2 separate regions of the Homo sapiens genome follow, and region 2 is linked to region 1. The links are chromatin loops, found by intact Hi-C in ENCODE. Cell type or tissue: chondrocyte. All regions are shown on one strand. Each heading gives the region's core, and the rest is flanking DNA. Links, peaks and the distances in the headings are about the cores only. Region 1 overlaps GLIS1 (GLIS family zinc finger 1). Region 2 overlaps GLIS1 (GLIS family zinc finger 1).

Evidence for each region. A loop is a pair of places that touch in the nucleus more often than their neighbours do. Peaks named below come from ENCODE experiments on the same cell type or tissue, not always from the same donor. Only the 100,000 strongest peaks of a DNase experiment are listed, where the experiment ranks them.
Region 2: a loop joins it to region 1, with 5 times the contacts of the local background. A loop is called at or near these places in 2 of 110 quality-filtered maps.

The regions. Positions count from the first base shown.
Region 1 is chr1:53,564,865-53,581,130 of GRCh38, reverse strand. All of the region lies in intron 4 of GLIS1 (GLIS family zinc finger 1), which reads left to right. Among named protein-coding and RNA genes, the nearest start is that of DMRTB1, 110 kb to the right of the region's middle. RefSeq lists an enhancer at 3,996-4,625. In chondrocyte, for the core only: no CTCF peak of the experiment used is centred there; DNase peaks (open chromatin) are centred at 5,287, 5,833 and 8,390.
Region 2 is chr1:53,684,332-53,699,196 of GRCh38, reverse strand. All of the region lies in intron 2 of GLIS1 (GLIS family zinc finger 1), which reads left to right. It also overlaps the pseudogene RNU7-95P. Among named protein-coding and RNA genes, the nearest start is that of GLIS1, 47 kb to the left of the region's middle. RefSeq lists enhancers at 4,597-5,223, 12,808-13,636, 13,637-14,466. In chondrocyte, for the core only: CTCF peaks have their summits at 10,130, 10,332, 14,600 and 14,799; a DNase peak (open chromatin) is centred at 11,139.

The DNA of each region.
Region 1 (16,266 bases), core at 5,033-13,032:
TTCACAGCTCCTGGAATGTCAGATTCAGACAGGAACATAGAAACCATCTGCTGCGACTGGAAACACAAATTTGGAAACTGAGGCCCAGAGAGGCGTTCTTATCCAGGTTCCCACACTGTTTCGCTCTTGGAAAGGAATTTACGATCAAGTCCTCCACATAGTAGATGCTCAGTAATTAGCTGCTGCTGCAGCAGCTGTTTATCATTAAGCCCATCTCTGCAGATTCTGTTTTTATGACCATGGGCACAGAGGTGGGGCAGGAGTACAATTTTGCATTAATTGATAACAAAAGGATGGAAACAGCCAAGAATGCAGCAGGAAAAATGATTCCACCATCCAAAAACAGCTATTTTAAAGTGTGAGGAAGGAAGGAAAGCGGCATTGGTTAGGCACGTGTTCTCTTCCATATGCCAGACTAAGGCTTTCGTCCATGTTTTCTCAGTGGATCTTGTGATGCGCTCATTTTATGGATGAGGAAACTGAGGCCCAGAGAGATCAAGAGCTGGGATTCCAGCCCCTGGCCTCCCCCTGCTCTGGGGTACCCTCTGTCAGCATCAGCGATGACTCCTCTTTTAAATTGAGCTCACCTTGGAGGACCCCTGACCAGGCCTCTTAATTAGTTCCTGCGATTCCTCAAAAGCAGTCACGTGTAATTTGGGCTCTTCATGGATTTGGAGCATATCTCTCCACTTAACCTGCACAAAACCTCTGGGGAGGTTTTGCTAAATCAAGAATCAGCACTAGGAGCTCAAGGTGTCCTCTTGCCTCACTCCCTGACCTTTGTGTACAGGAAGATACCAACCTCACAGGTAGGGAGGCCTGTAGGGCTCGGGAAAGGGAGGGCTTGGGGCAGCGGCCTGGGGCTCCAGCCCTGAAAGAGGGTGCAGGAACCAGGTCAGGATGGAGGGGCTCTGCGGCTCATGGCTCTACCCATGGGGGCAGAAGACAGAATGTGGGGAGGTCCCATGGCCAGTAAGAGGTGGCATGGGGTTCAGGTAAGCCTGCAGGCATAGCCACCCCTCAAGAGGCCTAGGCTCTGCCCCAGGGGCTCCTGGAATCAAGATTCTGATCCCAGGCCTTACCTGATCCCTTATTCATCAGGACGGTGGCTGCACATGCATTTTCCTTGTTCTGGTCTCAGTTTACTTACCTGTTCAGTGGAAATGATAACCGTGTCCAATTGCTTACCTGCCCTTTACTCCGTATAGTCCTACGATAACCTCATGTCATTGGGACCATTGCCCTATCTTTCCAACGCAGACACTGGGACTGGAGAGATAGGGAGCTGGCTGAGCGGCAGGGAGGTCTGTGACAAAGCCCAGGGCAGGCGATTGCCCTGTGCACCTCTCCCTCTGAGCCCGTTGCCACACCCTGGGGTGTGATGATGTTTTCCTGGGCCAGCTCTGCCCCCACGGCTGCCCCCATGGCTGCCCCCGCGGCAAGCACAGCTTGCGTACTGGGGGAAGACAAGGTGTGGTCCTGAGGAGTGAGGGCTGCTTCCAGCTCCAGCTGATAGGAACAGAGGGTATGATGCCTGCAGTCAGCACCTCTGTCGGGAGGTTGGCAGCTCATGGCTTCGAAGCACCAGCTCTTTAATTGTCTCCATATTGTGAACCCAGGAAGATCTGTCCTGACAACTGGTTGGTGAAATCAGCCATGGGATCCCCCTCCCACAGCCTGAGCAGCGGTTTCAGCCTTTCAAAAGCTGTCTGAGGTGGTTACCTAGAGGGTAAATTAGATTCACCTGGCAAGGCCTCATGTCCCCTGGCACGGTCGTGAGAATGCTGAAGGTTGTTGCCCTTGGATCTGTGTCAGAGAGAGAAGCATGGAGTAGGCCTGGGCCCCAGGAAGCTGGGCAGGGGGCAATAGGAGTGTCCAGTCCCCATTGGTGAGATGGTAAATCCAGTGGGGCTTTCTCATTGACGTCCTCAAGTTCCAGCACCTCTGCCTTTGGGCCCTTTCCTCCATGAGAAACATTTAAAAGTATATTTTATGACAGCATTGGTATAAAGAAAAACATATTATGTATTAACACATTTTCTTTGACCTAAACTGTTTTTTTTTTTTTTGGATTTTAAATTAAAACATTTTCATGAGTTCCTAGAAGTATCATGGACTGTAGGTTCTGTGCCTGCTGTGTCTCCTAGAAAATCAGCCCCAAGAGCAAGGCCTGCAGATCCTGGGGCTGCTTGCAGAATGGTACATGTTTTCTTCACCCCTTCCCTTCTCTGGGCTTCAATTTCATCCTCTGTGAAAAGGGGTAGGTGGAGGAAAATCCTGTTGCAATGTTCTACTCTGCTCCCTTCTGTTACAGTTGATTTTGTTCCTTATCATTGAGTTATTGTTTTCCATTAAGAAATGATGGATAGTTACAATAAAAGATCTATGTGCAGTTAAATTGACATAGATTAGAGAAAAGGACATAAATACTTGGAAAACCTAAGCTCACTTAATTATCGTGATTGAATCGTATATTTTCCTGGAGCTTCCTGGTAGCCAAAGCAAAGAGGGCAACTTGTTGATACAGGATTCTTTTTGAGTGGGAAAGGAAGCAGACCAGCCAGCTTGTGTGCTGGGGGCAGTTTTGTCTGGATATTAATCCCTACGAGGTCTTATGTGTGAGTCATATGAGCTGATGGCTGGAGGAAGGCTGTAAAAATGAGAGAGTTCATTATTAACAGGTGATGATACAGAGACCCTGAACAAAACAATAGACCTTATTTTCACAAATAACTATGCTACTATTATTTGAGAAAAGCCAAGGGCAAGTAAACACTGGTAGTGAAGGACCTAGGTCCTAGTCTGTGTGGTGCTGTTAGCCTAGCAATATGTCAGCCCTCTGAGGTAGCTGTCATTATCCCCATTTTACAGTAGAGGACATTGAGATTCAGAGAAGTTAATTAACTTGACCCCGATCACCCAGTGGGATTCAGGCTGCTATAGCAAGCAGCCTGTCTTTGCAGACTTCAAGTCTGAGTCTATTACTTGAGACTGATGCAGTCCTTTACTCAAGGAGTCTGTAGCCTAGTGGACTCCAAGGTCCCCGAGGGTGACACTGTTTGCCCTCTTCTTTTACCTGCTTTAAGGAGGTGCTCAGGGGATGATGGGGCCTAGGAGAAGGAGCAACAATCAGCCTGGGCCTAGGGTAGGGGGATCAGGATGGCATCGTGGAGGAGATAAAAGGGCTTCCAGGAGGAGGCACTGGCATGGGGAAGGGCCAGGGTGTGAGTTAACGAAGCCTCGCTTGGAGTGGTGGCAGAGGAGGAGAGAATGTCTACCTGCCAGGTTCCTTAGTTACAAGCAGCAGAAACCAATCCTGGCCATAGTGAGCCCTGCATCCCCACTCAGAAATATATTGGCAGGCTCCAGGGACCACAGGCTATCTGTCCAAGGGAAGAGGATCAGACTCAAAACAGGCAGGATCCCAGGTCCTCCAGGGGCACACAAGCTTAGAGCCTACCCAGACACCATGATGGGATCCTCACTTCTGTGCTCCAGGGCCACAGCTGTAGCAGGGCAACCCACTGGCCAGGCCTGGCTGCCCTCAGGTGGATAGGGGCTGGACCCTGCTTTGTGGGAGGCATAGGTGTTCCCTATTTACAACTTCACTTCCCGCACTCAAGGAGTGATAGTTCTTACTATGGGGAAACTGGGCAGCCAGTAAGACTCACGTGTTTGTCAGCTCCAGAAATGGCTTGATCTGAGAGAGAGAATCAGGAGGGACAGGTCACCAGGAGGCAGTGCGGAGTCTGCTAGATGCATGGGGTGGGGTGGGGAGCCCAGTTGAGGGCTCCAGCCTCTGGCCTGGGTTCATTGAGTGGGTGCTGGTGCAGGCCTGGCAGCTTGGGGAGGAAGCTGTGACTTGATCTGGGGCATGCTGAATAGGGAGGTGTCAGCCAGAGGGCCCCAGGGGGGTAGGGGATGCGCAAGTCTGGAGCTCCTAAGGCAGGAGAGGGGTGTGGTCAGCCTCAAGGTAGACTAAGAAGCATGGAGGGGGGGGAGGCTGGAGGAGCTAGCCTGTGAGATGGGGGGCTAGAGAGCACCCACAGGGGACATCAGCATTTATTGGGGGAGGGAGGAAGAACAGGGAAAGTGAGGCACAGAGATTGGGTGGCCAAGGGGACAGTGTGGTGGGGTGAGCAGTGGAGCCATCAGGAAAAGCCCTGGGGTCAGGGAGGGTTTTGGTGGAAGCAGAGGGAACCTGGGCCTTGTTAGAATGTGAATGAGAAGGGCTGGAGGAGAAAAGGGCAGTTTGAAAGCAGCCGAGGGGGACATTTGAGGGAAAACTGACTGCACAGCAGACCAGGTGGCTTAGGTTGAGGAGAGTGGGGTACAGAGTTGAGCCCTCGAGCCTGTGCTGGTGTGGACTGTATGCAGGCGTGTGTGTTTGTGCATGCATGCACGAGTATGTGTGCATATGTGTGTGCACGTTGTGGTCATTGCCTTCTTAGCAGCTGGAATCCAGGAAGGCGGAGCTGATCCATGCATTTTGCTCAGGGTTTATACCAGCCTAGCAGCTGAGAGGGCCAGAAGGACAGGGAGAGGCATCTGAGCTGGGCAGTGAGGAGGTGGGGGCCAGAGAGGCCCAGTGGATGGGGAGGCGGGAGGTCAGGGGTGCACTAGCTAACTAGCTGGAAGAAGAGGCAGCTGTGCTCAGTGATCACCATGGCCATCTGCCAGGAATTGCTTGAGGGTTTTACATGGGTCATCTCACACTGCAAAATAGGTATTATTCTCTCTCTTTTATGGATGAGGAAATGGGACACAGCAAAGTTAAGTCACGTATGCTTGGTCACACAGCTAGTGCTGGAGCTGAGATTGTCCCTGCATCTGATGCCCCAGTAGGATGTGTGGATCTGGGAGGGGGCATTGAGGAGGATGGAGGAGAGAGGATTTGGGGAAGGAGACCAGGATAGGAAGTCACCCAATGTGGCTGGGCCTGGATCAGGGAGGAAGCCTGGCCTCAGAAACAGGGCCTTTGCTGAGTGTGGAGTGTGAAGTACCCGGGGTACACGTCTCCAGGAGCTGGTGAGGGGGACGGGTAGGAAAGGGGCGGTGGGCATCTGAGGTGAGGAGGCAGAGAAAGCAAGTCTGTCTCCTCTGAGGGTGTTTTGCTAAGCCCTGGGGTGCAGCAAGCACGGTGTGGAGTGATGACTTTGACTGTCCTTTCCCTGGGGACACACAAGAGCAGAGTGGTTTTGGTTGTTCGTGCCCACTGTACCCCCTTGGGGCCCTCTTTGATCTCCTCCTGACTGTGCATGTGCCCTGTGTCTTACAGAGGGGACCCGCAGGGCGGCATAATCAGAGGGCATTACAGAATCCTCCTGTGTAGCCCCTCCTGCACCCATCCCAGCCCAGTGCTGCTCCTGCATGGGTGTCACTGTTTGTGTGTGTTCATTCATTCACTCAATCCTGCATTCATTCACCAAGCACCTGCTCCATGTCCTGCCTTGTGCTGAGTGTTGGCCACACAGCCAGGAATCTTGCCCTGGAAGTGCTCATAGTCCAGACAAGGAGAGCCACTTGTGACCCAAGTCACACAACCAACCACGGGATGGATACCCTGAGGGAAGACAGGCAGGAGCTCAGAGGAGGGGACTTGGACACTAGGGCCCCGTGTGGGGAGGAAAGCTTGATAAGAACTACCGAGGTGCTAAAGGACAGGAAGGGTGTCCCAGGAGAGGGACCAGCATAGGCAAAGCTTGGAGATGAGAGTTGTGTGAGGCCCAGAGCATGGAGTGATGGAGGAGGCCAAAGAGGCAGGCAGGGGCCCGGTGATGGGGGACTGTAGATGTCAGACTGAGGAGCTTGGGCTTTGTCTTCAGGGCTGCAGAGACCGCAGGAGGGTTGAAGCAGGGGGGCGTGAGGCGTGTGTGAACAGAGGCTTGTGTGAGCTTCCTGTTCCCCGTGAGGGCCAGCGCCCATAGGCAGCCGGGATGTTAATTGCAATCTGTGCTCCGTTCTTGATAACTCACAGATAATTTAATTCTAGAAATTTTTCCAAGAACATAGTATCTTTAGTTGCCATTTCCCAGGGTTTAATAACCCCTTTTCTCCAGATTTATATAGGCTGCTGGAAAGTACTGTGCTTGCAAGCAGTTTTCCAACTTGGCCCAAGTATCCTCTGTGTTGGGCCAAGGTGTCCAGTGAGGGCCCAGATGAGATGTGAGGTTCAGACCGGGGCTGCCCACCCTGCCCCCGGAGTGATCACACCATTTGTTAAGAGAGTTGCTGTGAAGGAGCCTGACTGTGGGCGAGGGAAGACATCCTCCCTCCAACGGGCCTGTGGCCAAACCTTGACTAAACTCAGCCCTCCTGCCCCAGCTTTTTACCACATTCACAGCTAGACCCCATGGCCCCATGAGGATCACAGTGCCCCTTGCTAATGGTACAGCTGGAATGACAAATGTGGCTTAGACACAAGGCCCAGGTGGGGCTGCTTCCTTTACTCATATTGGGGACCAGCAGACATCATGACCCACCAGCCTCTCCAGGCAGAGAAAGGGTGAGAAACTTCTTCCCCAAAACTAGTCCCCAGGGCTTGCTGTGCTGTGTGACCGGGGGAAAGTCACTTTACCTTTCTGAAGCTTCTGTTTCCTCACCTGTACAATGGTGTTTAGGTGGGTGTCCCAGAGCAGAGCCTGAGAGGGGGATTAGTATACAGGTAATCTCCCAGGGGAGACTGCGTGGGAGGCCCTGCTGCTTGTGGCAGTAATGATGCCTGTCTTCCAAGGTGAGAAGTGTTCATTCATTCAATAATCTTATTGAGTACCCAGAATATGCCAGGCCATGTGCATGTTCTGGGTACAGAGCGGTGCATATTCTGGGACAGAGCAGTGAATGGGACCTGAGGTGAAGGCAGGCTGGATGGGGCAGTGGCAGGGGAAGCTGACCAAAGGCCCAGTGATATGTGTGGAAACTGAGGCTCAGAGCTGTGCTGGACCAGGGAGGGCCTCACGGACAGTGCCCTGGAAGGAACTTGGAACCAGGACCACAGAGGTGTGGGTGGTCTCAGAGTGGTGAGGCCCCACCCAGATCACGGAGTTCTGCCATCTGAGTGCCTGGAGCCGGCTGCAGGATGGAGCAGCAGTTGGTCTATCTTTGCAGGAGCTGGCTGGCCTGCAGCAGCTGCTGCTCTAATAGTCATTGCCTTACCATTTGTAGTGCATGGAATGGAGCAGAAAGGATGCCCTGAGTGTCTGTTTATGCTGTTTCTAAAAGAGCCCCTTAGATGCCAGGCTTGCTGAGCAACCAAGGAGAAATCTGTGGTCTCCAGCATTAGCCGGAGCCACTCCGAAGGGATGTTTTCAGGGTATACCAAGTCCATTTCTAGGAAAGCACTGAGGCTGCCTCCCTCAAGAAGCTCCGACCCTGACACCCTGGCTTCTGACATTCCTGTGTCTGAGGGCCCATGTGTGCATGCATCTGCGTGCTCCTCACACCACGTCTCTAACTGTGCATGTGTGTGTGCGTGTACATGTGCATGTGCTTGTGTGGCACATTTGTATGGTTGAACGTGTTACATGGGTCAAGATGTCATGTGTCCTCCTGTGTGTTAGTTTTTGACCATGTAACTATGTGTACGTGTGGCTGTGTGTGTCTGCACATCTCTGTGTGTGTCCATACAACGTAGGTCTGGGAATGTGGGCTCTATAAGCCTGAGGAGGGCACCATTCCTTCAGGCCGGGGTGGTCAGAGGAAGTACACCAAGAAGGGTGGGCTGGATTGGGCCCTGGAGAGTGGACATAAATTGGAGGGGGTGGAGGGTCTCCCCCCACCGCCACTGTCCTTCCCCCATTCTCAAAGCTTAGAGGGAGAAAGCTATTGAAATAGGTTTCAGCTCTGTACCAGGATGGACTTTCTAACAGGCGGCACCTTCCCCAGCAGACAGAAGGGATGAGGTTTCCATCCCCAAAGTGTGGGAGCAGAGGCTGGCCTGCCACTTGGTAATTGAGCTCAGTAAACATTCGCTGAAGCTCTGTATTCCATACCAGGGCTCGCATTGGACCCTGGGACACAGACATAATTCAGCTTGAGTTCCAGCCCTCAAGAAGATGGACCCATAAACTGCTGGTGGTAACCTGTAAGACTGGTTCTCCAAAGAAAAATACAAAACACAGTGACTGAGCCTTTGGTGTGCTAGGCTCTGTTCTGAGCACACTAACACTTTTGAGCTAGGTGCTGTTTTACAAATGACAGACTCAAGCCCAAGCAGTGAAGCAGCTTGCTTGACTGTGCCTGCAGCAAGCAGAGGCGCAGCTAGGATTGGAGCCTTCACCCCTGAGACAGGAGGCCTTGGGGCCACTGACCCTCCTCCCTTGCCCCAGCTCCAGGCAATGGGGTCAGCCAGAGCCAGAAAGAGGCATGTTTCTGTCCCCAGAGCTCATATGTGTCCAATAGGTTCCTGTGCCATCCTGCTGGCTCCTTGCCAGCCATTCTCTGAGAGCTCTCAGCACTGGGCTGTGTTATTAATCACCAAGGCCTGGAGGCTGCTGCAGTGCCTGCTGAGAATTTTAATCCACCAGGAATGTAAACGTCCCCTGACTGCACGGAGGCTGTTGGCCATGGTGCCACCTGATGTAGTTGCTCCTATGACAGGGCTGGAAAGAGTCTCCCCACTGCAGCCCAAAGGGAGGTGGGCAAACAGGTAGAGAGGACAGCTGGTGTCGTGGAAGGAGCACTGGATCAGGTGGATGGGGTGTCTGGGTCCTTGCCCTGCCAGTGACTGCGCTGATCTTTATTAATAGTAAAAATAAAAGTAGTAAATGCTCAGTGTTTCATACATGCCAGATACTGTGCTGCAATAGGATGAGCTCCCAATACCCACAGGGGAGGTGTCACCATTCTCATTTTACAGATGGAGAAATAAATGGAAGCTTAGAGAAGGAAAGATACTTGTCAGGGCAATGCTCTGGGAAGTGGAGACACCAGGATTTGCATAAGTACTATTTGGCCCCAGAGCCCTGACTCATGTTTAATTTTTTAATTATATCATATTTGATATATTCAAGAGAATACATGCAAATATGTGTAAGCAATAAAGCATAACAAAATGAACATCTGTGAATTCCTGGAACTACTGCCTATTTTCTGTTTAGTGTTCGCTGCTTTCTTTAACATGATTTCATCACACATATGTATCCTTAAACAATATATTGTTTGGTTTTGCTTGGTTTAAAGCTTTATAAAAATAGTCTCATACTGTATGTGGTCTCTGCAGTTTTTTCACTTAATATTATATTTTTAAGATTTTGGCCGGGCGTGGTGGCTCACGCCTGTAATCCCAGCACTTTAGGAGGCTGAGGCGGGCGGATCACGAGGTCAGGAGATCGAGACCATCCTGGCTAACACGGTGAAACCCCGTCTGTACTAAAAATACAAAAAAAATTAGCCGGGCATGGTGGCGGGCGCCTATAGTCCCAGCTACTTGGGAGGCTGAGGCAGGAGAATGGCATGAACCTGGGAGGTGGAGCTTGCAGCGAGCCCAGATCGTGCCACTGCACTCCAGACTGAGTGACAGAGTGAGACTCTGTCTCAAAAAAAAAAAATTTTTATCCATATTATTGTGTGCAGCTATAATTCATTCATTTTCACTACTGTATACTATTACATTCTGTGAATAACTCAAACTTTAATCATTCTCTTGTTGATGGACATTTGGGTTGTTTCAGTTTTCTGCTAGTACAAACAACGCTGCTGTGAATATTCTTGTTCATGTCTCTTTTTGAACCTATGGAACATTTTCACTAGAATGTGTGCCTAGAAATGAAATTGCTGGCTTAGGGAATGTATGAAAATGCCGGCTTGTTTTCAAAAGTGGTTGTTCCGCTTATACTCGCACCTACAGCATATTGAAGTCCTGTGGTTCTATGTCCTCAAAAATGTTATGTAACTATGCCAGTTTGGCAGGTGTGAAATGGCATCTCGTGGTCTTAATTTTCATTTTTAGCTGATTACTAATGAGGTTGAGCACTTTTCACAGTTTATAGGCCATTTGTGTTTCCTCTTCTGTAAAAGTCCTTTCACGTCCTCTGCCCATTTTTCTATTGGTTGTTTGTCTTTTTCTTATTGATTTATAGGAATTCTTGATATTTTCTGTCAGTTTGTGACTTAGCTTCACTTTCCTGATGGTATTTTTTTTTAGTAGAAGCTTTTCATTTTCATGAGTGGAATTTATCAATCTTTCCTTTTATTGTTTGTATTTTTGTGTCTGCAGTAAAATGTCCTTCTCTACCTTAATGCTACAGATAAATCCTCTGATAATGGGAGGGCTTATTTTACATTTTTACTTTCACATTTATTTTTAATCCATTGGAATTAGAGTATATGGTATGAGGTAGGAATCCAGTTTGATTTGTTTCCAGCTGGATATCCAGCTATTCTGGGAGCCGTTTGTTGGATTGCCTATCTTTTTACTAGTGATCTGCAAATCCAGTGATCTGTAGTGCCACTCTGTCATATATCAGAGACTCTGTATATCTATGAGCCTATTTCTGGGCACTTCTGTTCTATTACTGAGTTTTTCTACCCCTGCACCAATACCACAGCACATTAATTACCATAGTTTCATAAAAAGTTTTTGCTAGTATCTAGTAGAAAAGTCCATCCCCGCTATTTCCCACCCCAGTCTTGTTTTAGTGTTCCTTGGCTTTTCTTGGACTTTGCTCTTCCATATGTGTATTTTGGAATCAACTTTAAAATTTCCACGAAGCCAGGTGCAGTGGCTTACACTCGTAATACCAGCTACTTGTGAGACTGGGGTGGGAGGATTGTTTGAGGCCAGGAGTTTGAGACCAGTCTGGGCAACATAGTAAGACCCCCATCTCTAAACAATTTTTTTTTTTTTTAAATTAGCCAAGAATGGTGCTCGCCTGTAGTCCCAGTGACTTGGGAGGCTGAGGTAGGAAGATTGCTTGAGCCCAGGAGTTCAAGTCTTCAGTAAACTATCTATTATAAATACCAGTGCACTCCAGCCTGGGTGATGGAGTAAGATCTCAACTCAAATAATAAAAAAAGAAAGAGAGAAAGGAAAAAGAGGTCAGGGAGAGGGAGGGAAAGAAAGAAATTTCTATGGAAAACCTTGATTAGATTTTGATTGGAATTCCATTTACTCTATAGATCAATTTGGTTGGGGGGAACGGGAATAGGACCTCTTTATATGATTATTAATTCTTATTGTTCATAAACATGTTCTTTGTGACTTTCTACAGTGTTTTATATTTTTCTCTATATATGTATTATATATCTTTCTTTTAAAGATGTATTATAAGTCTTCTTATGCTTTTTGTTGTGATTGTGAATTTTATCTTTTTTAATTACTTTTTTATTTGTTCCTGGTGAATAGAAATAAAATCGCTTTTTAAATATTTATATTATACCCAGCCAACTTGCCAAATTCTCTTATTATTTCTATTCATTTTTGTGTAGATTCTTTTGATATTTCTATATAGACTTTCATAGATGTGAATAAAGAACATTTTATTCCTTTTCAATTTTTATACTTTGTTTTATCTTTTTCAGAAATAATGATAGTAGACCTCCTTGTCTTGCTCCTGATTTTAAATGCTTCCAATATTTTACCATTAAGTGTAATATCTCCTATAGGATTTTTATGGACTCTTTCTCTCAGATTAAAGGCTTTTTTAAAAAAAAAAATAGACTTTCTTTTTTAGAGCAGTTTTAGGTTCACGGCAAAACAGAGTGGAAGGTACATGGAGTTACCCTATACCCCTGCCCTCACACACGCAGCCTCCCCTGCTATCAACATCTCACACCAGAGTGGTGCATTTGTTACGATCAACGAACCTACATTGACACATCATTATCACCCAAAGTCCATAGTTTACATTAAGGTTCATTCTTGGTATTGTACATTCTGTGGATTTGGACAAAGGTATAATGACATGTATCTACCATTATAGGACCACACACAATAGTTTTTCTGCTCTAAAAGTCCTCTGTGTGCTGCCTGTTTATCCCTCCTTCCCTTGGCAACCACCGATGTTTTCACTGTCTCCTTAGTTTGTACTTTTTCAGAGTGTCATATGGTTGGAATCATACAGTATGTAGCCTTCTCAGATTGGCATATTTCATTTAGTAATATGCATTTAAGTTTCTTCCAGGTCTTTTTATAGCTCAATAGCTCATTCCTTTTCACTACTGAATAATATTCCATTGTCTAGATGCAACACAGTTTACTTACCCATTCACCTACTGTATTAGTCTGTTCTCACACTGCTATAAAGAACTACCTGAGACTGGGTAATTTATGAAGAAAAGAGGTTTAATTGACTCACAGAGCCACAGGCTTAACAGGAAGCGTGACTGGGAGAGCTCAGGAAATTTACACTTATGGTGTAAGGTGAAGGGGAAGCAAGCATGTCTTATCATGGTGGAGCAGGAGACAGAGAAGGGGGAGGTGCCACACACTTTTAAATGATTAGATCTTGTGAGGACTCACTCACTATCACAAGACAGGGGAAATCCGCCCATGATCCAATCACCTCCTACCAGGCCCCTTCCCTGATACCTGGGGATTACAATTTGAGATGAAATTTGGGTGGGGACACAGAGCCAAACCATATCATTCCACCCCTGCACCTCCCAAATCTCATGTCCTTCTCACATTTAAAAACCAATCACGCCTTCCCAATAGTCCCCCAAAGTCTTAACTAATTCCAGCGTTAACTCAAAAGTCTGAGTCCAAAGTCTCATCTGAGACAAGACAAGTCCCTCCCACCTACGAGCCTGTTAAATAAAAAATAAGTTTGTTACTTTCAATATACAATAGGGGCTACAGGCATTGGGTAAATTATCCCATTGAAAAAGGGAGAAATTGGTCAAAACAAAGGGGCTACAGGCCCCAGGCAAGTCCAAAACCCAATAGGGTAGTCATTAAATCTTAAAGCTCTGAAATAATCTCCTTTGACTCCATGTCTCACATCCAGGGCATGCTGATGTAAAGGGTGGGCTCTCAAGGCCTCAAGCAACTCCATCCCTGTGGCTCTGCAGAGTACAGCCCCCGCGGCTGCTTTCATGAGCTGGTGTTGAGTACCTGTGGCTTTCCCAGGCACATGGTGCAAGCTGTCAGTGGATCTCCATTCTGGGGTCTCCATTCTGTGGCCCTCTTCTCATAGGCCCAAGGGGGGCTCTGTGTGGGGGCTCCAACCCCACATTTCCCCTTTTCACTGCCTTAATAGAGGTTGTCCATGAAGGCTCTGCCCCTGTAGCAGACTTCTGCCTGGACATTCAGGCATTTCCATACGTCCTTTGAAATCTAGGAAGAGGTTCCCAAAGCTCACCTATTGTTTTCTGTGCACCTGCAGGCCCAACACCACGTGGAAGCCTCCAAGGCTTGGGGCTTGCACCCTCTGAAGCAATGACCTGACTTGTACCTTGGCCCCTTTTAGCCACAGCTGGGGCTAGGGCAGCTGAGATGCAGAACACCATGTCCTGAGGCTGTACAAAGCAGCAGGGCCCTGGGCCCAGCCCACGAAACCATTTTTTCCTCCTCAGCTTCTGGTCCTGTAATGGGAGGGGCTACTGTGAAGGTCTCTGATGTGCCCTGGAGATATTTTCCACATTGTCTTGGCTATTAACATTCGGCTCCTCTTATGCAAATTTCTGCAGCTGACTTGAATTTCTCCCCAGAAAATGGGCTTTTCTTTTCTACCACATGGTCAGGCTGCAAATTTTCCAAACATTTTATGCTCTGCTTCCCTTTTCAACATAAGTTCCAATTTTAGACCATCTCTTTGTAAATACATATGACTATATGCTGTTAGGAGTAGCCAGGCCACATCTTGAAAGCTTTGCTGCTTAGAAATTTCTTTCACCAAATGCCCTAAATCATCTCTTTCAAATTCAAAGTTCCACAGATCCCTAGAGCAGGGGAACAATGCCACCAGTTTCCTTGCTAAAGCATAACAAGAATGACCTTTGCTCCAGTTCCCAGAAATTTCCTCATCTCCATCTGAGACCATCTCAGCCTTGACTTCATTGTCCATATCACTATCAGCATTTTGGTCACAACTATTCAACAAGTCTCTAGGAAGTTCCGAACTTTCCCATATCTTCCTATCTTCTTCTGAGCCCTCCATATTGTTCCAACTTCTGCCTGTTACCCAGTTCCAAAGTTGTTTCCACATTTTCAGGTATCTTTATAGCAATGCCCCACTCCCAGTACCAATTTTCTGTATTAGTCTGTTTTCACACTGCTATAAAGAACTTCCTAAGACTGGATCATTTATGAAGAAAAGAGGTCTAATTGACCTACAGTTCTGCAGGCTTAACAGGAAGCATGATTGAGAGGCCTCAGGAAACTTGGAATCATGGCGGAAGGTGAAGGGGAAGCAAGCATGTCTTACCATGGTGGAGCAGGAAAGAGAGAGAGAAGGTGGAGGTGCCACACACTTTTAAACAATCAGATCTTGTGAGAACTCACTCACTATCATGAGAACAGCAAGGGGGAAATCTACCCCATGATCCAGTCACCTCCCACCAGGCCCTTCCCCCGAAATATGGGGATTATTTATTTAGTTCTTTGATTTCTTTAATCAGAGGTTTGTCATTTTCCTCATATAGATCTGGTAATATTTTGTTAGATTTATACCTAAGTACATCATTTTTAGGGGTGCTAATGTAAATGATACTGTGTTTGTTTTAAATTTCAAATTCTACTTGTTCATTGCTGATATATAGGAAAGTAACTTGATTTTTATATACTAACCTTGTATCTTGCAACCTTGCTATAATTGCTTATTAGTTCCAATAGGTTTTTTTCATCTCTTCTTTTGGATTTTCTACATATACTTTTATGTCATCTGTGAACAGTTTTATTTCTTCCTTCCTGATCTGTATATCTTTTGTCTCCTTTCCTTGACTTCCTTCCTTAGCTAGGACTTCCAGTATGATATTGAAAAGGAATGGTAAGAGGGGACATCTTGCCTTGTTCAAGACATTCCTTTTTATTCCTAACTTGCTAATAATTTTAGAATATATGTGCATTGAATTTTATCAAATGCTCTTTCTAAGTCTATTGAGGTTATCATAATTAAGCTATATAGCTTAACTACTTCAATTTGTATATGTAGTGAGTCAAATTTACAGACTTTACTAATGTCAAATACTTCTTACATTCTTGGGATCCACCCAACTTGGATATAATTTGTTCTCTTTTCTATACATCACTCAATTCAAAATTTTTTGTCTTTATTTATGAGTGATATTTGCCTGTGGTTCTCCTACTTTTATTATCTGATTTTGATATTGGGGTTTTATTGGTCTTATGGAGTGAGTTTGGGAGTATCCCTTTTTTTTTCTATTCCTTGAAGAATTTGTATAAGATTAGAATGATATGTTCTTTGAACATTTGGTAAACTTGCCTATAAAACTATCTTTGTGGAAAGATTTTAAACTACTGATCCAATTACTTTAATTGGCATAGAACTGTTAATGCTTTCTATTTCTTGGGAAGTTAGCCTGCCCCTACCAAGGAATTTGTCCATTTTGTATATGCTTTCAAATTTATTGCCATAAAACCAGTCATAGTGTTCTCTTATTTTTTAATCTTCACTGGATCTGTAGTTATGTTTCTCGTTTTATTCCTAATATTATTCCTTTTTTTGTGCCTTCTTTTTTAAAAAAAATTATTTCATCGGAGGTTTGTCTACTAGTCTTTTCAAGAACTAATTCCTGTCTTTTTGGTTCTATTTTATCTTCGTTTCTATGACATTAATTTCTGCTTTTATCTTTATTATCTCCTTCCTTTTACATTTTGTTTATTTTGCTGTCCCTTTTGTAATTTCTGAAATGGATCTCCTAGCACATTAATTTTCAGCCTTTTTTTCTAGCATAAACATTTGCAAAATAAATTTCCCTTTTAATGCCACTTTTACTGCATCTCAGAATTTTTGATGTGTAGTGTTGGCATTATAGTTCAGTTGCAATAAATTGTAAATAAGTATTGTAAATACCCATTATAATGTTTTGATTGATGCAGTGGGCCTTTAATTTTCCAAACATAGGAACATTTTTTGCCTTTATGTGATTGACTTCTAATTTAATTTTACTGTAATTGGAGAACATTATTTATATGATATTGGTCTTGTATATGGCAGTTTTTTGTAAATGTTGCATATGTACTTGAGAAAAATGTGCATATTCTGTTTTTGTTCAGTAGATCAAAAATCTTGTGTTATTCAAATTTTCTGTAATTTTATTATTTTTTTCTTTGTTTAATGTGTTAGTAATTGAAAGAAAGGTGTT
Region 2 (14,865 bases), core at 6,836-14,835, 120 kb before region 1:
GCTACTCAGGAGGCCAGGGCAGGAGAATTGCTTGAATCTGGGAAGCGGAGAATGCAGTGAGCCGAGATCATGCCACTGCACTCTAGCCTGGGTGACAGAATGAGACTCTGTCTCAAAAAAAAATAAAAATAAAAATAAAAAACAAACAAACAAAAAACAAAACAAAAAACAATCATGGCTGTAAAACTCATAGCACAGTGCAGTGTGTGGCATGCACTGTTACTCTTGGGTGGCTCCTTTTATGACTCTGATGGTCATTATTAGTTGTGGGACCTTGGGCAAGTCACTTCAGTCTCCAATCCCATTTCCTCAGTGGGGTTTGGTGCTGCCCGCACAGGTTCGTGATGAGGGTCAGATGAGATAATCTAGGTCAATGGGCTCGTAAACCATGAAATGGCATGCTTGTGGAAGTGGCTGAGTTTTTATGGCAGGGAAACACAGGGAAAGCCTGGTGGAGAGGTGGCTGCAGGTCTGGAGGGCATCCCTGGCTGGAAGCTCTGCCCATGGACCTTTCAGGAAGTGGCTCTCTTCTGGCAGCAGCCTCGGTCTACCCGGACCCAGGTGGCAGGGCTGAACAGAGGTCCCTGGCTTGGCCAAGGGCTGGTGTTCTGTGCTCACAAATATCTCACCCCTGATGGGGAAATGGGGCCAGTGCCCACAAGCAGTGGCGCGTGCTTGGAAGGCAGACCAGGAAGATGACCTGCTGACTAGGCAGGGCAGCCAGTCTTCCTCACAGCTTTTTGGACCCTAAGTGAGAGAACCATGGGTTACAGGGAAGGCTGCAGTCAAAAGCTGCCTTCTGGGGAGGGTGAGGGGATGTAGAAGCAGAGGCTCGAGTTGGCTCCTGTTCCTGTTCCTTGACATCAGGGACTCGGAAGTCTTCCAGGTGGAAAATCACTGCCTGGAACTCCTTCTGCGTCATCCTCTGGAGTGCGTTCCGAGGGGATGTTGCCTGTTGCATTTGTCTTCAGAGCTGTGGCCTAAGGTCCTTCCCCAGCTCTGACATCTCGCACTGAAGCTGGGAGGGCGTGTTCCTGGGAGAGTTTATGAGACTTTCTGGTTGGTTCTTTAATTGTTTCCTGTTTGTTTGCTGTCTGGTCTGGGGCATTGGGGTGGGTGGGGTGGGGAGTCCTCGGAATGTTGGCCTGGGCAGCACAGAAGAGGGCAGATGTCAGGAAACGGATGTGGAGACAGGGAGGTTTTCAAACGTGAGGGCTTTGGTTGCTAGAATAACCCTGCTCTGTCCCCATCCCAATACACGTCCTTGTATTTTACATAGAGTGTTCGTTGTAGCGGTTAGAACCACTGGCTCTGAGCCCAGTTCCACCTCTTATGGGCTCTGTGACTTTAGCAAGTTGCTTAACCTCTCTGTGCCTCTGTTCCCTCATCTGTAAAATAATCAGTAAAAGTGTAGTAGCACTTACCTCCTAGGTTGTTGCTAGGATGAAGTGAGGCAATACGTGCAAAAGTGTTTAGGACAGTGTCCGCACCGAGTATATGCTAAATAAGTGTTAGCTGGACTGTGGAAGGAGTGTGATGGATGGGTAGGTCCTTCCAGAAGAGCTGTTTCTCCTTCCTCCTCTGCTGTGTAGTTTAGCTCCATGGATGCTTCTCGAGCCCTGAGCAGGGGTTGGATCTCTGCTGGGGGTGGATCACATCCTGAACCTGTCCCAGGAATGTTCACAGCCTGGGTAAGGGGAGGCCCCAGAACAGACAGTGGCCCCCAGAGGAGGGTGGGACTTGGGGGGGTGGCACTGAACCATGCTTTGAAGGGTGAAGAGAGGTCCCTTAGGCAGAACGGTGGGGAGGAACTGCATGTGCAAAGCAACTGGAATAGGAAATGAAAGTTGGCAGCAGAGTGAGAACCTCAGAGGGCCTTGAATGCCAAGCTAAGGAAGTCCCAACTCTGCCAGTAGGCAGGGGGAGTCTCTGAAGGATTTTGGGCAGGGTGACCCACTCAGGTTGGCATTGCTGTCTTTCCTCCACTTTCCTTACAGAGCCTGCTATTGTGTCATTCTTGGGGTTTGTTGCTGTGACCGTCTTCCCACTATCCAGACAATGTCCAAAAGTTCTTGTCCTGCCTCCTCCCAGCTCCCTCCCGTGGTCTTGAGAGAAGTAGTCCTCAGTGGTTATTGAATTCATTTATGAATCCACCCAGTGAATATGGACACACCTCCTATAAAAATACTGGTCACCATGCTAAGCACAATGAAGGGGCATCTCGAGAGGGGCTGTATGGGGATGCCACGTGGAAGGTATTCTGTGCCCAGACTCATGTGGCCATCTCGAGAGGCTGTCAGCCAGGGTTGAAAGGCGAAAGTCTTTAAGAGACAGAGTTCTGCAGGAGTTCCAAGAGTGGATGATGACCTGTTCCAGCTGGGGGAGGCAGGCAAGGCTCCGTGTGGGAGGTGGGCCCTTGAGCGCTGGCGGGAAGGGAGTTCCAGGCGGCATGGGCAAAGTGTAATGGTGGGAAAGCAGACAGCACGTATGAGGACAGCAGTGAGCTCTGCTTGGCTGCACGGAAGGGCACGTGGAGGGAAGGAGAGAAATAAAGTTGGAGGGCCTCATGAGCATGGCCGGGTGGGGTGAGGGTGGGGGAGTTTGATTTATTTTCCTGTAGGTAGAGGGGGCCATGGAGAGTTTTTAGCTATGCTTTGGTAAGACTAATTTTCACACCCTGTGGTTCTTTGGAGAAAGGGCAAGTGGTGCATTTTTCGATCTTTCAGATGGGTCTGGGTCGTGGATCCTGTGTTTGCAGAAAGGTAACTTGTTACGTGAAACCTCTAAAAATCCTCAGATTTCTGCCTTAATGAAGGAGGCAATATTTCTCCCTTAGATTCCTTAAAACTTGAGTTTCAAGTGGGGAATAGTGATGCATAATTTATTTCTTCTGGTGCTTGATCAGAGATCTCGAGGGAAAGAACAGGAAGGAATTAGTGAGATCTATATTACAATTTAATTGCTTGAAGGAAAAATATTATTTTTTATTGTTAGCCATTAGCTGCTTCTAGTTTTATTAAACTCAGGCCTGTGCCGAGCAAAGCATTAACCGCTTGGAGCTCGCCAGCTCCCTGAGGGGAGGGAAACCTTCAGAATTGTCCCACCTTGTAAAGCAGGGGTAACTGCTGGGAGTGGAGAAGCCCTGGGGATTTCATGCATTGGAGACATTTCTGGACTTGGAGTGCAGCCTGCTGACTGCGAGTCTGCCTGCATTCTCAAGAGATGCTCTGGCACCCACAGCTAGGGGCCAAAGAGGGCCAGGAAAGGCCCCTGGCCCCTGGGTCAGGCAGACCTGAGCCTCTCCTAAGATGAGTGATCTTGGCTACATTGCTTAATCCATCTTAACAGATGAAGAGTTTTCATTTCTAGAGGTAGTTGCTAGAGCTAAATGAAACACTGTATATAAACCCAATACCCTTGTATTCAGTAGGTGCTCAGTAAAAGCCAGTTTTTGGGTCCCGGTGCGGCACACTTCTCCAGGCCATCTCCCCTCCTTTGTTCTGGCTCTGGGCTCCAAGCTCTTGTCTACCACCCCGCGCCCCTCCTGCCTTCCTGAACTGGACCTGGGGCCTCCCAGGACACAGGGTGGAGGGAAGAGGCCCAGGGTCGGGCTGAGCCCTCCGCTGTGCTGGACATTCACTGCTCGGTGCCTGCTACTTATGTGGCAGTCATGGCACCAGTGAGATGGGTCCCTGCCTTCAGGGAGCTCCCAGCTGGCTGGCTGAGGACAGACAAGTCGCTGCCGTAGTGCCCTGTCTGTCACCTTCTTCTGGTTAGTCTTCAGCTCACCCAGCCTGGAAGTGACTCCCCTTGACCTCTGCTTCTCTCTCATGCCGCTCCTTCATGCTTCACTACCAGTTAGTGTTTCGTACACATCCTCCCCTTAGACTTGCACCATGAACTTGGAGGCCTCTCACTCCCCTTTTACACATGGGAGCTGCAAGCTCTCGAGGTGAGATGACGGCCTGTGGTCACATAAGTGGGGATTTGGGCCGCACAGTCCAGAGCAGCTGAGAGTAGCAGAGCCTGGGGGCTTTCCTCTTCCTCAACCCACCCCCACCCCAGCTGACAGTCGGCCTGCAGGGCTTCGTTACACACACAGGGCTTTTTAAACAGATGCGGGCCTACTGTGGATTGTAATGTTTTCATTGACTTGCCTTCCCTGACTTATTAGGAACCACTTGCTGCCTGGCCGTGGTCCCTAGTGTCTGGGGAGGTAGTGAGCCAGTATATATATTTACGTATATTTAGAGATTGGGGTCTCACTGTGTTGCCCAGGCTGGAGTGCAGTGGCTGTTTGCAGGCACGATCGGAGCCGCCGATGTTTTCAGCCACCCTTCCGTACCAGTACCGTTGTCCTGTGCAACATTTCATGCTTACCAAGTGACCCTACAGCCTGGATTTTTTGAGGCAGCGTTAATTTACTATGATAGTGAGAATTTAGCTCCTGCTAGTGTGTGTGCAGGACTGTGCTGTGTGCCCCACGTAGCCCAGTCTGTAATAACTCCTTCTACCCCAAGTCCCAGGTCCGAGCCCTTGAGCAGCCTGCCCAAGGCCACACAGCCTGTAGGAGGTGGAGCTGGGACCCCAGCGGTGTCTGCCCAGCTTGGGCTTTCTTCCTGGGTGGTGCTGCCGCCTCAGCAGGGCCCCCTCTGCATGAGCTTAATTCATGGGCTGGGCCCAGCTTGGTACCCAGAAGGTCAGGTCAGCAGGGCTTTCCTGGGCCAGCAGGGACACTGGGTGCAGCCCATTGAGAAGAGAAGGCAGAAAGGGTCCCTGGCAGGGCCAGCCGGCTCGCAGAAAGGGAGTGAGGAGGTATAAGCTTGGACTTGAGTCCACAGGGTGAGGTATGGGGAGGGGAAGAGAACAACCGCGTTCTGAGCACCTACGGTGTGCTGTGTGCTTTGCTGATGTCTTCTCTCCTTGTCACCCCTCCCCCAGCGCCCCTGCCGTTTCTCACCTAGAGGGCCCACCCCCTCCATTTGGCCAACTCCCATTGGTCTTTCAAACTCATTCAGGGCCATCCTAGACCTGCCCTGACCCCAGATTGGGCCAGAGCCCCTTCTTTGGGTCCCTGCAGTCCCTAGAGTGTCCCTCCATGCAGCACTGGGCACCTGTGTGGTGGCCGCCTGTTGCCTGTCTCCCCTACCAGGCAGTAGACTGCAGGGGCCGGGACTGTTTCCTCCTCTTCGTGAGCCCAGTGCCCACCGTCAGGCCTGGCCCAGGCAGGCGCTCAGGGAAAGCTGGTTCAGAGTGACGGTGATGACACAGCCTCCTCATGTCTGCGTCATGTTTCCTGTTTCCCAAAGCATCTTCTCATCAAGGTCACTTTGAGCGGCACAGCCATCTGGAGGGTTAGGTAAGGCAGCGATCGATGAAAAGGCACGCTTTCCAGGTGGGGGCACTGAGGCTCAGGAGGCCACCCAGTGCGGTGGTAACAGAGCCCGGCCTCGACATCCCGGGCTTCCTGCACCATCCCCTCCCCTCTTCAGTGCCGCCAGAGCGCCTGCTTTATGATGCCCACACCCTTGGCGACCCCGAGGCCGGGACTGCTTGTAATCAGATTGCCTTCCTCCCCACTGAGCTCATGCTGCTGAGGGAATGGAAATTTGGATCTGTGGGCGGGGGTGAGAGGCTGGGCTGTGGGGGCAGCTCTGGCTGGGGTGCTGTGGGACCAGGATGGGATGTGGTGGCTGGGGGAGCATGCCAGAGCCAGACTTAGCAGTTCTGGCCTCTGGCCACAGGGGCTGCTGAGAACCATCTCAAGTGGTTGGCCAGATGCCTGCCCCCGAGGGCTGGGTGTCCAGAAGGTTTGGGATGGTCAGCAGCAGGGAAGATGGATCTTCTGAGGTTAAGTTGGCCATATTGGTGGCCTCCAGAGACTGAATGCCCCCAGGGAGACCTGGGTTCAAGTCCTGCCACTGACTTGACATGGGGCCATGGCAAGTTACAGCCCTTCTCTGCGTCAGTTTCCTCATCTGTAAAGTGGGATAATAGTCTCAGAAGGGGCTGTAGGGAGGATTAAATTATGAAACAGTGCGTGTAACATATGGAGCCACGATGATTTCCTTGTCTGCAGAGTGGAATGTACTTTGCCCTGCTTCTCTGTCTGGGTTGATACGAGGTCTCGACGAAGCACCCTCACACTGTGAAGTGCTGTGCACCTGTGAGGGACATACCTTCCTTCAGAAAAGATGGACATGGATGTAGAGGGATAGAAAAGGGCTCTGGAGGTGCTTCCTGGGATGGGATGGGCCCCTGGGAGTCCATTGACAGAGAGGCCAGTCCAGCCAGTGAAGATTGAGTGGGTTTCTCAAAGACTTTGGGGTTTGCTTAGGGTGGCGGTGCCTACCATCCAGAGAACTGGGCCTGCAGGGACCTTGGGCAAGCGTGGGGTTCCAGCCCAGTGGGGAGAAAGCAGGCCCGAGCTAGGATGGCCTGGGTTTCCCCAACTTCCCTTCTTCACAGCCAACTTCTAGCCAAGCCCTCCAAAAACTCACCCCCACCTGGGTCAGGGTCCCCCACTTCCACTCAGGCTAGAGCCCACACCCTCAGTATCCCTCCCCCAGCTACACCCACAGTGGCTGAGAAATGGGGCTGCTGGAAGCTCCATTTCTCAGCACAACCCCAAACTCTAAATCAGGGACAATAGTGGCACCCACCAGGCAAGGCTGGGTGAAGGTTACTGTAACCCTGTAGGGTAACACATTAATGTGTGTAAAGCACACAGTAAGTGCTCAATAATTGCTAGCTATGTTTATTGTTATCGTTACGTCCTTCAGGTTATTACCACATTCTTTCCATGCACATCTCAAGTACATTGGATACCATTGCTATTTTATGGTTGTGTTGAGTCCTTTTACTCTTCAGGCAGTGGGGAGCCATGGAGGGATTTTGAGCAAGGATATGACATAGGGTTGAGCTCCAGGATGCTGAATCTGGCAGTGAGTTTAAGCCTCATTACGTGGTGTGCTTCGTTCAAAGGGGCTTTATTGTTCTATAGTAGTTTTAGAAATAGCTTTTCAAACCCTTCCCTCTTTAGGTGGGGAAAAAGAGAGGTTGGATGAGAAGGAAAAGAAAGCTTGTGTTAGGAAAAAGGGAGGCAGTTTGAGGGGTCAGGTATTTAATAGAGATAGGGAGAACTGCAGAGTGGGCTGCAGGCTGGGTGTGAAATTGCCAGACACTGTCTCCAGGTTAGATTATAGGTGTGGAACTCCCCGCTCCTCCACGACTCCTGTCCATATGGGCCTTGCTGCTGCCATGGTGGGACTAGAGTAATGGTAATATACATCTCTCTATGCTTTCAGAGACACAGTCACTGGGGCGGAGTTGGTTTAACTGTGGAACCTGGTAATGCTGGGTGGGTGTGACCCTGGGTTGGAGTGGGGGTAGGAGGGAGGTCAGGATTGGCCATGAAAGGAATATAGAGGCCATTTAGAGAAACTGCAAATTCAGTAAGGTGGAGCTGTGCAGAAATGAAGGACCCTTTATTAGCAAATCCGAAGCTCGGCCAGTGTATGATTTGATGCTGGCTGAGTGGCTGCAGGGAGTGGCTGGTGGAAAAGGTGTGGAAGCTCCAGGCGAGGCGGTTGTTGGGAGAGGGAGAGGGAATGGAGGAGGAGCAGTGGTGGAGGAGCTCATGGACGTGGGAGAGCATGGAGCAGCAGGGGGCTCAGCTCCTCCCAGTCCGTGTGAATCTGGGATCCTGGGCCCGGGGTCCTCATCATCTCCAGTGATTCTGCTCATGGAGTCCAGAGTGGGCCCAGGATTCTGAGGGCAACAGGCAAAAGGCCAGACTTTGAGGAACATGGATTTAGGTTTATGTGTGTCTCATGTGGTGGTGGGAGGGGGGATGATGAGATGAGCAGGGCTGGGTCAGATGGGGATCAGTGGGCAGCAGGTGGTGAGAGAGGCTGGGCCTGGGCACTGAAGCTCCCACTGTGGGTACAGCTGGAGGGACACAGCGGGAGTGCGCCCTAGCCTGAATCTCTACAAAATTTTTTGTAGAGATGGAGGTCTTGCTGGGTTGCCCAGGCTGGTCTTGAACTCCTGGCCTTGAGTGATCCTCCTGACTCAGCCTCCCAAAGTGTTGGGATTATAGGCATGAGCCACGGCGCCTGGTCTCTCCCTTCCTTTTTGACAGGCAGTGTGGGCAAGTGCTTGAGGAGGAATGTGGACCCTGGAACCTGGGTTTGCTTCATCCCTGCTCCTTCACTGCTAGCTGGACAACGTCAGGAAGATTACCTGTGCTTCAGTTGCCCCAGCTGGAAAAAGGGGGACATAATTGTATCTACCTCAAGGGGTTGTTGTGAGGATTACATGTCTAGATTTATGCAAAGCGGTTGGAGTGGCACCTGGTTTTTATTATTCCTGCTCCAGCCACACCCTTGGACAGTTCTCACATCGACATCATCACCTGTTTCCAGTGATGCCAACCCCTCTGCCGGAATGCCCTTTCCTCCTTCTCTGTCTGTTAAGGCCAGTTCAAATGTCCTGCCTCCTGAGTCTCATTTTCTCAGCCGAAAACAGGGGTTAATCATCGCTGCCCTGCCTGCCTCTCTGGATGACTGAGGGAAAGAGAGACGGCCCTGGCATTCTGAACAGCACTGGACAGCGCAGGCTGCGCCACAGCGTCCTGCTTGTTCTGTCATGTCCATTGCCAGATGCAGACGTTGAAGCCAAGAGGTGCTGTGGTTAAAGTGTCCTTTCTCCACCCTCCAAACTGACCATTTGGCGGCCAGTTCAGGCAGAGGCCATTTGAGATTTGGTTCCTGAAGCAGCCCCCGCCATGTCTCATATGAGGCCAGTGGAAGCCGCCCCAGCTGTGTCCTGCAGCACAGGTCTTCACAGAACAAGGGCCTTGGAGACCACCCTCTTCCCCATCATGCGCTGATGGGGGCAGCGGAGCCTGGGGCAGTGAGCCATCCCTGCCTGTGGCCCTGAAGATGCGGTGTCGTGGTGCCGAGCGTTGCTGGGCGGTGAGGCTCCCTGGCCTGATGCCATCACTGTGCACATGTGGTTGATGTTTGATTCCTGTTCTTTACCCTTTCTAGCCTATGCTGGGGATCCAGAGATAAATCAGCTTCAGGCATGACGCAGGGTGCTCACAGCAGAGGGGGCAGGCCACCAGGTATCAGATAATGACCACACAGTGTGACTCAGGGTCAGGGAGCCCAGTGCAAGGTGTGAGAGAGCTTCATTTGGGAAGAGATAGGCTTGTGTTGGCCTGACAGCAAGGGGAAAGGCATTCCGCTCACTACGTGTAGCCCAGAGGTGCACAGTGGTGGGGATAAACCGGCTCTGAAGGGCACATGTGGGCAAGTGAAGGCTGGTGAGGGCCAGGGGCCTGAGGGCCAGGCTGAGCTCCTAGGACCTCATCTGCAGGGGCCAGTAATGGGCGCTGAGATGCCTCTCAGAGGGGCCTGGTGGGGGTAACACATCACAGATGCCATGCTCCTGGACAGGGGAGGTCTGGTCTCAGGCTGTTACTGTGGGCCCAGAGAGGGGCTCGGTTTGCCTAGCATCACACAGGGCATTGGTACTGCCTGTGGCCAAATGGAGAAGTAAGTCTTTGTTTGGGCTAAGTGTTGAGAATGAAGACCTCTTGAGCGCTTGCCTTCTACTGTTCTCAGGCAGAAAGGTCACAGTGCAGATCTTGCTGGGACTCCCTGTCTCTGTGGTCACTTGCTCTGGTCTGGCCGGCTCTCAGCTCAGGATGTTTCTGGGTGGGAAGATACACGGGACTCAACAGGTGGGTCAACTTGGTAGACAGTGGAGGGCTGCAGCCAGGAGGGAGGACTGGAACCAGAGCCCAGCCAGGGTAAATGCTTCTTGCCAGGAGAAGGAGGGCAGCTGCTGTGAGTCCTGCCCAGGCAGGTGGTGCCTCTGTGAAGCCTCTGAGGCCTCCTTCCCTCTGACTGGGCTGTGGCTTCTCTGTATGTCCACTGGCCCCTGCTTCGCTCCATCACAGCACTTACTGCTCTGAATTGAAACTCTCCACGTCTCTCTTTCTAATGACTGTTGAATGAGTGTTGAGGTGCATGGACCAACTGTACCTTTGGGCTGGTCTCTTCACCTGCCCCACCCTGTGAGGGTGGAGTGTAAGGAGACCATCAAACGACCTGAGAGAATGTGCTCAGCCATCCACAAAGTGCTATTGAAAGCAGGGGGCTTGAGGAAGAATGTGGACCCTGGAGTTCTAAGACTACTGTGACAGTTTTATTCCCCAGCCATGCCTGGCCCAGAGTCTGGCCTGGGGGTGTGGCTGGTGCCTCTGCACTACTCTTGGGCCTTCATGGATTCTGCCAGCAGGTGTCCTCAAGGTGCCCCCAAATGAATTCGCTGCCATTGGGCAAGATCAGGCACTCAGTAAAAATTGAAAAACGAGTGGTGCAGCCCTTTTAGAATTTTTCTGGCAGGTTTTTTGGTTTTCACCAGAAAACATCCCCCCCCACACAAAAACCAATTTAAAAACTACTTATTTAGCAGGTTTTTCCTTAGCACCTCTTCCTGTACATGACACCGTATGGGGGCTGTGGGCCTGCCCTGGAGGAGCTCAGGGTTTCCTGGGGAAAGCAAGACAGTCACCCATCAGCGTGAGACCAGGGAGGAGGAATGTGCTGTGGAGCTCGGGAAGGACATCCTAGTTCCCAGTCGGGAGACCAGGGAAGTCTTTGTGGAGGAGGGGGCATTTGGCCCGGGCACTAAGGAATGGGCAGGAGAGCAGAGAGGGTGGTGGGAAAGGTGGCACAGAGGCTGGGGGACTGGGTGTAGTCCCTAGTCCCTGGCTCGGCAGGACTGCACAGCTGCACGAGGGGAGAGCCCCCTTCCACCCGCCACGTCTTCCCCTTTCCCCACCTCTACCCTGCAAAGTGCTCAGAGCACATTTTGTAGGGACTAGTCAAAATACAGACTCAGACGGATTTATCCCCCATGAGCCCACACTCGCATTCCTGGGCACAGGAGGGAGCGATGAGCCCGTGGGGATGTTTGCAGAGAAAACAGAAACGAATGAGTCTGGTGAGGTGCTCTTCTTGAATCAGGGACCGAGAGCGGGTGTCAGCACGCCACACACAGGGCCAGAGCCTGCCGAGCAGGAAACGCGCTGGGGCAGGGCCAGTCTGGCCTCCAGCAAGGCAGCCCCGGTTCCTCAGCCTCGACAGCACAGCACGGTGATCTTGATGGCTCCAGGGAGGGCCAGAGGCTGGGTCCTCCGGGCTTGAGGTGGGGCTAGGGGCACAGCCGGGCCCGCTTGCGTCTAGGACTCTTCCTCATCTATGATGTGGTGGACGCCACCAGCTCCCCGAGTTGGGGTGAGAGATGCGGGGAGGTCAAGCACCTGTGCCTGGGAGCCTGCACAAGTGGGAGCAGTTGTCACTGTCCCCTGGTGACATGGGGGCCTGGGGCAGAGAACACCCTGTGATACCTGGTTAACTGGAACCCCCGTTAACCAGAACTCCTGCCCACTGTCCGTCCCTTCGTGAAGGAGGTGGCTAGATGCTATGGGAAGACCCTGGCTGGGTGGTGGGCGGCGGGGGCTCTGACCTGGTGCTGCCCCTTCCTAGCTGGGGGGACCCATTGCATGTAAGCAGACCTTGTGGTTTGGGGAAGAGAACGCACAGAACCACCCGACAGCAGGGGGCCCTTCAGGAAGCTCCTCGGCTCTCACAGGAGAGCGGGGATGTACTCGGGTCTTCCATGAGGAGTTATTGTGGGGGCTCAACTGTGCGAGGCCTGACACGGGCTTGGTGAAGCGGGGCGGGCTGGTTGGACCGGGTGATAGATGTTGTCCTTGGAATGACTGGGAGTAAATAATTAGTGAAAGAACTCCATGGGAATCCCTTAGGAGACTCTTTCTTTCTTTCCACTGCCCACCCCCTAAAAATGTCTGAGAGACCCAGGTGGGCGGGTGGTGCCTTGCAGGGTATGAAGGGCCTTGGGAGCTGGGACTACTTCCGTCCTCCTCTGCCCAAGAGGCAAGCGGCCCCTTCCAAGTCCAGCTCTCCTGCCTGGCTCTGGTTCTGCTCCCACAGTGATTCTCTCGTTTGCCTCATCCTGGGAAAACCTTTCCTTAACTTCAGGAGATTCCGGGTTCCAGTCCATGCTCTGCCCCTCGGAGGCTGTGTGACCTCGTCGAAGTTACTTGGCCTCTCTGAGCCTCAGTGGCCTCACTGGCAGTGGAGTAGCTCTTGGGAGCCTCCTATACACAGCTCTGGAATCCACTGTGTACCAGGGCAAAGAAAGGGCTCAACACTGTCAGGAAGTTCAGTTAGGTGATGGACACGGTGATCCTGCAGGCCACAGTCCCATCTCCCTAGCATGGTGGACAAGGCCCTTGGTGATCTGGCCACAGCAAACTTATTGCCCCACCCCCGCCACCGTTCAGGCCACCTGGAACATTTCCCATCCTCTGAACCCGTCACACGTTCTCATGCTTCTGTGCCTTTGCATGGTCACTCTTTTCTTGGCTGGAGAGCTCCTATTTCTCTCTTAAACCCAGCTCAGATGCTCCCTCTTGGACTCCTTCCTGTATCTTTCAAGCAGAGTCAGTTCCCCTGGCCAGAGATGAGCACTGTTTTCCCTGCATTCCAGTTTATCTGCTTCCCTCGCTGCCTCCCCCCACAGTCTGTGAGCTTCCCAAGGAGAGGGAGAGGATCTGATTCATCTGTGCCTCCAGGGTCCAGCTCAGGGTCTGCCACCAACCAAGCAAGGACCATTCTCCTGTGCTCACAAGGACCTCTGCTCTCTTTCCTAACCTTCTTTCCCACTTTGGAGGGAGAAAGCACTGCGGATGAGAACAAAGCAATGTCCTCCATCAGAGAGGCTAGGGGGCTGGTGGAAAGTGGAGTAGGCTGAGCCGGAGGGGAGAATTGTGCCGTGTGGAGCTGAAAGATAACAAGGGGCCACGGTCTGACTTGGCAGTGCGTGGCCTCCAGAATGGGCTGCAAGGGAATCTTCCTTCCTTCCTTCCTTCCTCCCTCATTTACTGAGTACCCAGCTTCAGGGCAGTCATAGCTCCGCTCCGTGGGGAAACAGTGGAGCATGAGAGAGAACCTCCTAAAGGGGCTTTGCAGTCTGGTGGGAGAGATGGAAGGAACAATGGCCATAGGTGGGCAGCTGGGATCATGGCTGCGGGAGTGGAGAGGGGCCAGTGAGCAGCCTGGTGGATGACAGGGAGATGAAACTAGATGAAGGGCAGGGGCAGAGGGGGAGGGCAGGTTTCTGACGGAACCCATGCATGAGAGGGAGTGGGGAGAATCTGAGGTGGGGCTGGCCACAGGCTGGCTGGAGGGCTCAGCAGGGAGCAGTTCCTGAGGCCAGATGGCTCAGCACAGTGGCAGCGGCTCCCAGCAGATCTGGCTGCGGGATGGAGGACAGATTGAAGGGCCAGTCAGGGGCAGGAGCCTCAGACCGTGGTAGCGGTGGCCAGCGCTGAAGCCGCTGGGGAGAGGAGGGGATGGGTTAGGACCCACTATTTGAGACCTGACAACTGACTGGATGTGAAAGCTGAGGGTGAGGGAGACAGTCACAGGCAAGGAGGGAAGTGACAGTTGTCTCAGGAAATAACTTGTTGGAAGAGAGGGGAAAAAACACAAAGAACTCAGCAGGGATCTCTGCAACTCAGGGTAATTTTGGCTTCGGAGAGTCAGCCTGCTAATCAGATTGTAAAAATCAGGTACCAGGGTTTTTGCAGAAAATGCAGCAGATCAAAGCCAGGGTCGATTAGGCTCTGATTAAACATTGCCGAGGAGGTCAGACTCATTACGGAGGAATGTACACAGGCCGGCAGCGCTGACGGGGGATAATAACAGATCGCGCCCGGCAGCGCAGACACCACGGCGCTCTGGGGACGCGGTCCTCCGCGGCGGGGCGGCCACAAGGAATGGTATGTCCGCGGGCTCCAAAGGGAGTGAAGGTGCAGGGGTGTGTGGCAGCATGTAGGGTCAGCTGCATGCTGTCTAGTCTCCTTCTCTGTGGCCTCTGGATGGGGAGTGCTCCTGTGAGCTGGGCATTGGCAGAGGTCAGCCAGGACACCCGTCTTGCTGTCTTTCACCTTTACCTGCTTGCTCATGGCCTTTTTGCTGGGGGAAATGCCTCCCCACCCTCTTCTTTCTTCTGTGTCCCTCCCAGAACTCTGCCAGCATCTCCTCCAGGAAACCTTCCCTGACTTCCACCCCAGGTCAGGTGTCTCCTCTGGGTCCCCACAGCCTCAGAGCTCTGGCTTATCTCCCCTCCCGTGAGTCTCTTGATGGCAGCATGACTCTCTGTGTCCTCTGTTTCCAGCTCAGGGCTGGGCAGAGTGGATTCACTGATCTGGGCAGAGCCAATTCCCTGAAGCCACACAGCAAGCCAGGCTCCACTTGCCTGCCCTAAAGCAGGCCCAGGACTTCTGCTGAGAGGTGGTCATGGGGTAGGGGTGCTGGGAGCCTGCTGGCCAGGAGGAGAGGAGAGGCAGGTGGCCCACCAGGCTGGTGTGGGAGCTGTATGAAGGAGATTCATGGCAGGGAAGAAGGGAATGAGTGCCAGGCTGAAGAGCCTGGATGTGACCCTGTGGGCACTAGTGAGTTCTTGATTTGAGGTAGTGACAGAAACCAAACTGTGCTTCAGGAGGTACTGGAGGGCCCTCCATTTCTTTGGCGAGAGCAAGATTCTCTGAACAGCCACCCACCCTGGTGGCTTTGACCTCTACTTGTTGCTTCACCTCACAGTGTGAAGTGAGGCTCACCTGCAGTGGTCCCCATGAACCATCTTAAGGGCCCCAGGCTGGTCCTGACCACAAAAAGCCCAGGAGTCAGAGGGAGCAGGGAGACCCCTAGAGGCTTCTAGGCTTTCCCACGCTTTCCCAGGGTTAGGAAAATCGGCTGA